Linked DNA regions of Homo sapiens: region 2 is linked to region 1. Evidence: chromatin loops called from intact Hi-C (ENCODE). Cell type or tissue: OCI-LY7. All regions are shown on one strand. Links, peaks and the distances in the headings refer to the core of each region. The heading gives the core; the rest is flanking DNA.

Region 1 (5,382 bases), core at 69-5,068:
TAAAGAAACGAAAACTGAGGCACAGAGAAATTAACTGGTAGAAGGAACCCACAGCTTATCAGGAGAGCAGTCAGAGTTTGAATCCAGTGAGCCACTCGTTGGAGGTGGGTTCTTCAGCATGGTCTTTCATAGGGGCGGAAACCTCGTTCAGGTATCCTATGCAGTTATCTTGAATCAGAATCTGTGGGGTGATTTATTTATCTAGTGAGTGATGCCTAGCACCTATTTACATGGTCAGAGAATGCCTCTCTCAGGAGCTGACATTTCAGCCAAGGCCTGGGAAGTACAGGGTGGAGGGTGAGGGGAAAGGAGAGCATTCCAGGGAAAGGAGATGTTGTGTGTAAAGGTCTGGAGCTTATTCCCTCATTTGTCAGCAGTGTGAATGTTTATCTTTTTGACATCATTCTTACGTCTTTTGGCAGCTTAAGCCAAATATATCAATCTATTTTTTGAGATTTACTCCTCATGTGATTCTCATACAGTTGGCTTTTATTTTATTTTATATTTTATTTTATTTCGAGACACTCTTGCTCTGTTTCCCAGGCTGGAGTGCAGTGGTGTGATCTTGGCTTATTGCAGTCTCCTCTTCTCGGGTTCAGATGATCCTCCTGCCTCAGCCTCTTGAGGAGTTGGGGCTACAGGCGTGTGTTACCACGCCCGGCTAATTTTTGTAGTTTTAGTAGACCCGTGGTTTTGCCATGTTGGCCAGGCTGGTCTTGAACTCCTGGCCTCAAGTGATCCACCTGAGTTGGCCTCCCAAAGTGCTGGGATTACAGGCATGAGCCACTGCACCCAGCCGGAGGTAGGTTTTAATAATCATATTTTGGGAGGCCGAGGTGGGTGGATCACCTAAGGTCAGGAGTGCGAGACTAGCCTGGGCAACATGGTAAAACCCCGTCTCTACTAAAAATAGAAAAATTACCTGGGCACGGTGGCCTGTGCCTGTAATCTCTGCTACTCGGTAGGCTGAGGCAGGAGAATTGCTTGAACCTGGGAGGTGGAGGTTTCAGTGAGCCAAGATTTGCCACTGCACTCCAGCCTGGGAAACAGAGCGAGACTCCATCTCAAAAACAAACAAACAAAAAAATAGTCACATTTTACACATGAGAAAAATTGAGATTCATAATACTTAGCAATGTGTAAAGGTCATATAATAAGTGGCAGGAAAAAAATGGCAGAGATGGGATTATGCTTCAGGCTCTCTGAATTCTGCGCTCTTTCCTCATACTGTTGATCAGTCATTCTACATGTAACCATGGATAATAATTTATACTCCTCCCATAACAGATGGATTTATCTTCCTAACCAGGTTCTACATTAGTAGAGTTTAGGGACCCTGTTTAGTACTTGTCTCCCTCATAAACACCAACTACTGCGTTATATATAAATGGTCAGTAAATAAAAGTTGTTTCCATGTATCAGTTTTGCTAAAGCCAGAGGCATTTCAGACCATTTTTCCTATGGTAAAATAAAATTTTGATAGTTAAAAAGTTATTTGCAGGGTACATGCATCATTTTTCTAAAAACAATAAAGCTATTTATAAAGAAATACCAGGCAGTGGTTCTGAAATACATGGAACATAAAAACTAAATTAAAGATCTAAGGCCAACCTTACTTGTTTTGCAGATTTATTCATTTGCTCAGCACAATTGGTTGGAAGAGAATAACTTCAGTTTTGCAGACTATCATTTACATTCTCTACTAGCACAGATAAGCAGATAAAACAGTCATGGACACTCCTTTCAGAACCACACATGATCCCTGAGTTATGTATCACCCATTTTGTGGTTGTAATTCTATTGACTAGTCACTAGCATTTGAATCTGTCATCTTGCAAATACAACTTTCTTATCAATGACTGCCCTATGGTTTTATTCTTAGTTACTTTTGGTAACTGGTTGGATTGTCTTGTTTTCCTTGTCATGATCTTTTTAAACACGTATTCTTAACATCTGAATTCTCTTTGGTTGCAAGTGACTGCAATGTGCAAACACCTTTAATTCAATCAAGTGAAAAGGGGGTTTATTGAGATGGCAGGGGTGTGGTTCACAGAATCACCAAGTCACAGCAAGGGTAGGGGTGCAGTTGGATTTCAGAAGCAACTGGAACCTGGTTTTGAGCCCTGTTAGGAATCTCTCCATCTCTTGCCTCTGATTCTCTCTTGCGGCCAGCTACTTGCTCCATATGGTGAGGAGCATCGCCACTGCAGTTCCACATTTTACAGCTGCAGCAAGAAAGAGGTGGACCTGACATCCCCTCTCATTCAAGGCTTCCCCAAAATCCCAGGAAAGCATTCTAATTAGCCCAGCTATCCTGGATTGACCTGGAAATTGTCTCATTTGCCCCTATGGGGTCTGCTATGGCACAGGGCTCAGAAACCCTGACCTCACCTGGAGCTAATTTTGACTGACCCATGTCAGCTTATGAGAACTGTATCTGCCAGCTGATTTTTAGTTTAGACTGGCTGCCCTGAAGAAGCCCTCTGTCTTTCTTTGCCAAAGGCAGTGTCTCTGTTGGCTCGCTGAGCTTCCTTTCCAGCCTAAGGGGACATCTGCAGTTTACTCAGCATGTTTGCAAATCTGAGAAAACTGACAATCCCTGAGCTTCTTCTGTGAGGGAAGCTCAAGTCACCTGTTTCACCACCTGCTGTGCAACTGCAGGTGACCCGTTTGGATGTGTCTTTTTCTGTTGAGAAACATTACTGTTTATAACAGAATAATACTTAACATAGAATGACAGGAAATAACAATACTAGACAAATGTTTCTCTTTAAAAGAATGGGACCGTTATCTTGCATATCAGTTCTTCTAGCTACTAAAGGAAAAGGTCCCAAAAAAGAAATAATACTTTACATTTACACCACAAGTTTTTCAAAGAGATAAAGTGGGAGGCTAAAGGTCACTGTCATCTTTCATCTTATGAACTGTTTTTTGATGTTATTTTCTTCAGAACATTAAGAGCAGCCAACCACCTGGTTCCCTCATTATGCAAAATTATTGCATTTTAAGATCAGATTGGATGTTATTTCCAGAACTGTAAGCATTTCTAATTTGTAAGAGCACTGGTTTTTTTTGGTGCAAAAAGGATCGTTTTTGGAATGATTATACTGTAATAACTGTAGAAGAGATAGTTTTATATGTGGTTGGTTGTGCTGTCACTTTAGTTAAATTCAAAGGCATTTATAATTATTCACCATTTGCAAGACATTCATATGTGCATTCTATGAGACTGCTAAAGGTAAGTAAGGTATAGCTTGTGCTTGAGTCCTAGAGGAGCTAAATGGGTATGATGACTCTCCTCCCAGAGGAGGGTGCATCATGACAAATGTCACCTACCCTGATTCTACTAAACCTATGCCACAGAGAGCACAAGCACAAAGGAGCTGCGTGCACATTCCACTCAGTGAGTCTGTGCCCTGCAGTAGGTGGACAGTGAGAGCCTGTGAATGTGAATCTGCCATTCCTGCAGGCTCACTTGGTTCCTGCATGCCTCCCAGAGCATGAACATTTCTAGGGCTTAAAGGTATCCATTTTGCATATAACATGGCGTCTAAATACAAGTCAGCAGTAACTTCTAGTGCTTACAAGGAAAAGGCAATCAGTTTTAATGGTGGAAATGCCACTATTTTGGACTTCTTGTAGGGCTATGTGACAGTCTCCAGCAGTGGCTTCCTATGGGATTTTCAAGAATAACCTGGACGATAGAAGATTTTTGCCTCATATGTTGTTTAGAATTTATCACCCATGTAAGATGCGAATCTACTGAAACAGAAACATAAATAAGGTGCGTTCTGTGTTTCTATGTAGAAGAGAGTATTTAATCCTAACTCATGTATTTATTTTGGGGAAAAGTGTCAGGGAGGATGTGGCATTTGAGCAGAGATTTGAGGGAAGAGAAGGATTTTTATAGGTGGGAATGGGTAGTGGAAGGAATAAATTTCCAATTCAGCAAACCATGTAAGTTAATATGATGTTCAGGGAATAGTGAATAGTCTAATAAGGTTTGGAATATGTGGGCTTTATTATAGGAAGAAGAGGCCCTAAATATAGGTTTGGATCAGATTGTGGGGGAGGGTAGCCTTGAAAGCCACTGTCACTGTAAGAGTTTGGATTTTATTCTGTATGTGATGGGGAACCATTAAGTTGTGTGTGTGTGTGTGTGTGTGTGCGTGTGTCTGTGTGTGTGTGTGTGTCACAGAATGAAATTAGCAGATGTATCATTACCAGAAATGGTCAGGATAGAATCCTGAAGTTTCAAAATAGGTCTTTATAGTCCTACCTATTCCTTTCATGGTGGTCATTATCCAGGAAGCAGCTGAAAGGAGATGATGTCTTTCAGGGGATAGCGGTGTTTAAGGATTAAACACTCTTATTGAAGTGTGTGTGGACTAAGAGGAAATGAGGGACATAGACTATCAGCCCATTGTGCTGCTATTGCCTGTATATTATATATGTTATAAACCTACTAACAATTCAGTGTTATAGTTGTTGCTTTATGAAATGTGATGTCTTAAGGAAATTAAGAGAAGAGCAAAAATTTATGTTTACTCTTTTCTGTTTACTCACATACTTATTTAAAATTTAAAAAATTTATCTATGTATTTTTATTACAATTTTAAACATAACATAAAATTCACGATTTTTACCATTCTTAGGTGTATGGTTCTGTGGTATTAAGTACATTCACATTGCTGTGCACCCATTATCACCATCCATCCACAGAACTGTTTAATCTTCACAAACTGAAACTCCGTACCTGTTAAATACTTAACTCCTCATTCCCTTCTGTTCCCAGCCCTGGCAGCCAACATTCTTTCTGTCTCTTTGAATTTCAGTACTCTAGGTACCTCATAGATGAGGACTCATGCAATATTTATCCTTTGGTGACTGGCTTCTTTCACTTCGTGTAATGTTTTCAAGGTTCATTCATGTTGTAGCGTGGGTCAGAATTTCCTTCCTTTTTAAGATGATATAATTTTCTATTATATGTAAATATCACATTTGTTTATTCATTCATCTGTTGATGGACACTTGGGTTGCTTCTACCTTTGGCTATTGTGAATAATGCTGATGTGAATATGGACGTACAGATATCTGTTTGTGTCTCTGCTTTCAGTTCTTTTAGGTATGTACCCAGAAGTGGACTTGTTGAATCATGTGGTGATTCTGTTTATTTTTTTGAGGAACTGCTGTGCTGTTTTCCATGGTGCTGCACCATTTTACATTCCCACTAACAGTTCACAAGGGTTCCAGTTTCTCCAGATCTTTACCAATACCTGTTATTTTGGTTTTTTGATAATAGCCAACCTAATGGGTATGAAGTATCTTACTGTGATTTTTACTTGTCTTTTTCTAATGACTTTGTGATATTGGAGAAATGTC
Region 2 (5,382 bases), core at 129-5,128, 1.0 Mb before region 1:
TTCCCTAACCACTCCTGCTGACCCCTATCTGAGCTCCAACTTCTCCCTGGAAACCACGCATTAACCTATTACCTCCTCGCTACACTGTGAGTTCCTGAGAGGGGCTTGCGTCTTTCTCATCTGGCAGTTGGCCAGAGCCCCATAAGTACACTCAAGTTGAATGAGCGATTAAATGGGTGACTGCAACAAGCCTGGGCAGGAATGGGTAGTGCTCTTTTTGGTCATGGCTTCTTAAACACAAACAAGGTGGGCTTCATTGGGCCTTATTTCAGAAAAAAATATTCGTCTTATTATAAAAAGTAATGTTTGGCCAGGCACAGTGGCTCAAACCTATAGTTTCAGCACTTTGGGCGGCCAAGGTGGGAAGATTGCTTGGGCCCAGGAGTTTGAGACCAGCCTGGGCAACATAGTGAGACCCTGTCTCTTAAAAAAAAAAAAAAGTTAGCTATGGTGTTGCATGCTTGTGGTCCCAGCTACTTGGGAGGCTAAAGCAGGAGGATCACTGGAGCCCAGGAGTTGGAGGCTGTAGTGAACCATGACTGTGCCACTGCACTCCAGCCTGGGCGACAGAGAAGACCCTGTCTCAAAAAACAAGTAAGTAAAGCAAAATAAAAAGTAATGTTTGACTTGAACTTACAAGTTAAAGAACTGATGAGTCGATTGTGCTGTTTTGATTCTGTGGCTCCTGTCATCCGTCTCACTCTACCTCCCAGCGACACAGTCCTGTCCTCCTAGATACATGTACCCTAGCTTGAGAAGTGGGACTGCGGGAAGCTGGGCCAACCAGGTGGCTTATTCACTGTCTGCTGGGGCAGGAGGCAGGGCAGGGGCAGGAGGGAGGCAACCCCAGCCTGTGCCCGGCTTCCCCGAGGCGTGTGCCTTGTGCGGCTGCTGAAGGAGTGACTCCTGAGGAAACCAGCTTTTCCAGGGAGGCAAGGGATGGGAGAAGAGGGTGGAGAAGGAAGTGGTCACACCACTTGCCTTCTGCCAATACTGTCCCTTTCTTACGCGTTAACCTTCCACTCTGAGCTATGACACTTTCAGTACTAGTGTGGTAAGTTCTACAGGAAACAGGAAACATGGTTTAACAGACATCCCTTTAAGCTTTAAGTGTAGCCCAGGCCCTGTTCTAGCTAGAATGAAGTTTTGCATAATGAATAGATACCAGATTCCCCTGAAGGGCTCTTGCCCCAGAGACTCTCAGTGGCCCACGTTCACAGGTACTTGCAGGCATGCATATATGCTTCTCACCTCTTAGGAAATGGCCTTTGCAGGCATGAAAAAACAAATACCTCAAGTTCCCTTCCTGAGCCTCTTAGGCAACATGAAAAAACTACATACCAATCCCGAGAATGGAAGCTGGTTTGGAGTTTCACCTCACAAAAAGCTGGCCCCACCATGCTCACCCAAATGGCAGATTTATGAAGGTTCTGTTTGACAAGAGCAAAGGATCCACTTTGAGCAGCTCTGGGCCTATGGAAGGCAAGGTGTTCATGTTTAAGCACAAAGGTAAACAGAGCATAGCAGCAGGTTACAGAGATCATTTATTTTCCCGCTGATGACAGACATGAGCTCTGGCCCAGGGCCCAAACTTCTTATCCTTGAAAAACACATTTTACAGATTGCCGGCAGAGACAGCCAACCCAGATTAAGCTGCCAGACCTAACTATTTTAGATCTTCCTCCTACTCCTCTGGAAAAAAAAAATATAAGATAACGATTTTTGTCCCTGAAAAACAATGAGAGGAACTAAAGGAAAGCCCGGGCTCTATTCTTAGGGGTCTGCTGCCCTCCAGAAAGCCCAGCGTACAACTTCAGGCAGGCCCATGACACGCCAAGTGTTTGCATTTTGGAAGAATCCTAATAGAATTCCTTCAAGTGGCAGATTCCTGAGGACATTTCAGGATTTATTTACAGATCGTTAACTTACTTGTCACAGAAACCGAAGGGCAGGGAAATTTTGAGCTGACATTTTGGAATGCCACCCTCAAAGGGTGATCAACCAGAAATAAAGATAAAGTGCCTTTGAAATGATAAATATGAAGTAATGGGGACAAGGATTTGTTTCATAGGCACCGTTTCAGAAAAACATCTCTAATGTAAAGTGAAGCCCAGAAGTATATTTTACCTGCTCTTCACTGACTATGTAATTAATGTTTCAGTGACTGACAATTCTCACTTATCACCATAAATTTTTTTCTAGAAATTGCCACATAAATTGGAGCATCATAAAACAGGTTTCTGCAAACTGGTTTGTATGTTTTTTATCATAATAATGAGGTTATAGCCGGGTGCATTGGCTCACGCCTGTAATCCCAGCACTTTGGGAAGCTGAGGTGGGTGGATCACCTGATGTTAGGAGTTTGAGACCAGCCTGGCTAACATGGTGAAACCCTGTCTCTACTGAAAATACAAAAATTAGCCAGGCGTGGTGGCTTGCGCCTGTAATCCCAGCTACTTAGGAGGCGGAGGCAGGAGAATTGCTTGAATCCAGGAGGCAGAGGTTGCAGTGAGCTAAGATCTTGCCATTGCACTCCAGCCTAGGCAACAAGACTGAAACTTCCTCTCAAAACAAACAAACAAACAAACAAACAAATAATGAAGTTATAAATTTGGACTTACATTCTGGGTTAGGGACTTGACATCAAGCACATCAGATATGATTTGATAATTTCTGTCAGGAATGCAATAATAAAATAGCTCTAAACTCCGTGGTCATTATAAATAGTAAACTCATGCTCCAAGCACTATAAAATGGGCATGGGCGCACTGTCTGCATCCCACTGGTTTCCTGTTACCCCACCTGCTGCCTCTTGCTTGACCATGGGCTGTTGATGGAAACTGAGGACTAAACTTATAAGGCCCACCAAGCTTATCTTGCCTTGCTTGCTTTTAGCCGCTTGCTTCTAGCTGATTTTAAAATCCATATAGCTAAATAATATATATCTGCCAGTAGCTTCCTTATAGTTAACAACTCTAAGGCATTGCTCACCATGGTAACAGTTGTTTTTCAGGAAGTGGGGGTCAGTCCTTGTCCACTTCAAACCAGCTGAGACCACCAGCCCTTCAACTGGACCTGTGTGAATGTCCAGTTGATATGGACAGGAGACAGGGAAATACTGGGTAGAAGAGGGTGGTTCCCTGGCAAAGGCCCCACCCTAAAGCCTGGAAACCTGCAGCCTGGAATGAGAACAAGCATTCCTGTTTTCATGCCCAAATGTTGCCTTTTGGTCTGGAACGCCCCCTATCCTGTAGTCATATAAACCCTAAGCCCCAGGCTCTACAAGCAGATGAGCAGACAAACAGAAGAGCAGAAGAGCTGCAGAACGGCGTGGCAGAGAAGGAGAGTAAAGAAGGAGCATCTGAACATCAAGAGGAGTTTGGCTGGGGCAGTCAGGGAGGAGAGATAGGCCATTGGACAGCCAAACTCCAGGGAAAGGTCATTTTCCCACTCCATCCGCTTTCCGGCTCCCTGCTGACAGCCACCTCCACCACTCAATAAAACCCCCACATTCACCATCCTTCAAGTCTGTGTGTGATCTGATTCTCCCTGGACACTGGACAAGAATCCAGGTACCAAGACGGCACTGAGCTGTTTAACATTTAAGCCATCTGCGGATGGCAGAGCTAAAAGAGGACTGTAGCTCATCCACTGGGGCTTCAGGAGTTGCAGGCTCCTACCCCTAGACACCACTGGTGGGCCGGTGCCCAAAAGCGCTCACCCTGATTCCTGCACCTGCCTGCGTGCTCCCTCTCCCGTAAAGGGTTTGAGCACACACAGTGGCTGAACAGACGAGCCACACCCTTGTTGCATGTCCTGCAAGGAGGTTCAGGGAAACCTCCCGTTTCACAGTGGGTGACCTTTTGATGTTGGAGGGCCAAAAACTCCACCCTCAGATCACGCTAATGATCTCATTTTGTTAACGTGCATCCTGTTAAGAGCCATGAAGCTTGACTACACTTGTGCAGGTCACTCATTGCCTTGTTTTCCCTTACTCCAGTCACCTTTCCCCATGCCTCGGACCGCCTTGCTACTCTACCCCATAAATATCCATAAAGCCTCTTCTACGGGGAGGCAGACCTGAGAGGCATTCTCTAGCTGCTCACTTAGCTGCCTCAAGAATAAAATCTTTTCTCCACTGCCAAACTCATCATCTCAGTGATTGGTTTACTGTGTAATGGGCAGAATGTGCCTGGCCACTAACATGCTCACATCTACTTTCTCAATACACTAACTCTGAGGTAAGGAAGGCATATCTTAGTTCCCGAGTTCAACAGATGGGGAAACTGAAGTTCAGGAATACTTCAGCTTTGGAAGCACGGCAGAGACTTAGCAAACAGGTTTTCTTTCAGTGCTTAAGTCCTCACTTTCCAATCTCTGTAGCCCTGCTCGTGACACAGTGGACATTGTGCATTTGCTTGTCTCACATCTAAGGGAACACTGATTTACTTATTTATTTTGAGACAGGATCTCAGTCTGTCACCCAGGCTGGAGTGCAGTGGCACAATCATGGCTTGCTGCAGCATCAACCTCCTGGACTCAAGTGATCCTCCTGCCTCAGTCTCCCGAGTAGCTGGGACTATAGGTACATGCCACTATACCTGGCTAATTTTTTTTTTTTTTTTTTTTTTTGAGACGGAGTCTCACTCTGTCGCCCAGGCTGGAGTGCAGTGGCACCACGTTGGCTCACTGCAACCTCCGTCTCCTGGGTTCAAGCAATTCTCCGGCCTCAGCCTCCTGAGTAGCTGGGATTGCAGGTGCCCACCACCACACCTGGCTAATTTTTATATTTTTAGTAGAGATGGGGTTTCACCATGTTGGCCAGGTTGGTCTTGAACTCCTGACCTCAGGTGAGCCGCCCACCTCGGCCTCCAAAGTGCTAGGATTACAGGCGTTAGCCACCACGCCCGGACTACCTGCTTAATTTTTTGATTTTTTTTTTGTAAAGACAGTGTCTTACTTTGTTGCCCAGGCTCAAGTAATGCCCACTCCTTGGCCTCCAGAAGTGATGGGATTATAGGCGTGAGCCACCGTACCCGGCCTGGGATGCTACTCTAAATGCACATTCATTCTAGCTCCCAAACTACTTTTTTTTCGCTATTTCTAAATCAAAATGCTTTTCGACATTGCTATGTGGAAACTGTGGGTTTTATAAAGTTATAAAGAATAGTTTAATAAGAAATTACACCCAAGAAAAGTATAAAACACATTACAATATAAATGTGACCTGGCACTTAGAATAAACATTTGCTTTGCAATACTCTCATTTGTTTTTTTCCTAGAATTTAAATGAGACTTTTTTGGAACCAGATTTTTAAAATAAACAAATGAACAACTGTCCCTAAGAAACCTTAGCTGACACCTTTTTTGTTTCTGTCTTAA

The links. Hi-C counts contacts between places; a loop is a spot of excess contacts. Peaks named below come from ENCODE experiments on the same cell type or tissue, not always from the same donor. Only the 100,000 strongest peaks of a DNase experiment are listed, where the experiment ranks them.
Region 2: a loop joins it to region 1, with 5 times the contacts of the local background. A loop is called at or near these places in 1 of 110 quality-filtered maps.

Annotation. Positions count from the first base shown.
Region 1 is chr7:107,088,102-107,093,483 of GRCh38, forward strand. All of the region lies in intron 2 of PRKAR2B (protein kinase cAMP-dependent type II regulatory subunit beta), which reads left to right. Among named protein-coding and RNA genes, the nearest start is that of PRKAR2B-AS1, 11 kb to the left of the region's middle. In OCI-LY7, for the core only: no CTCF peak of the experiment used is centred there; DNase peaks (open chromatin) are centred at 120, 2,210, 2,600, 3,410 and 3 weaker places; H3K4me3 peaks cover 5,000 bases; H3K27ac peaks cover 5,000 bases.
Region 2 is chr7:106,070,662-106,076,043 of GRCh38, forward strand. No RefSeq gene overlaps it. Among named protein-coding and RNA genes, the nearest start is that of SYPL1, 39 kb to the right of the region's middle. RefSeq lists an enhancer at 1,422-1,716. In OCI-LY7, for the core only: CTCF peaks have their summits at 3,225 and 3,427; DNase peaks (open chromatin) are centred at 790, 1,130, 3,288, 3,770 and 1 weaker place; H3K4me3 peaks cover 3,801 bases; H3K27ac peaks cover 5,000 bases.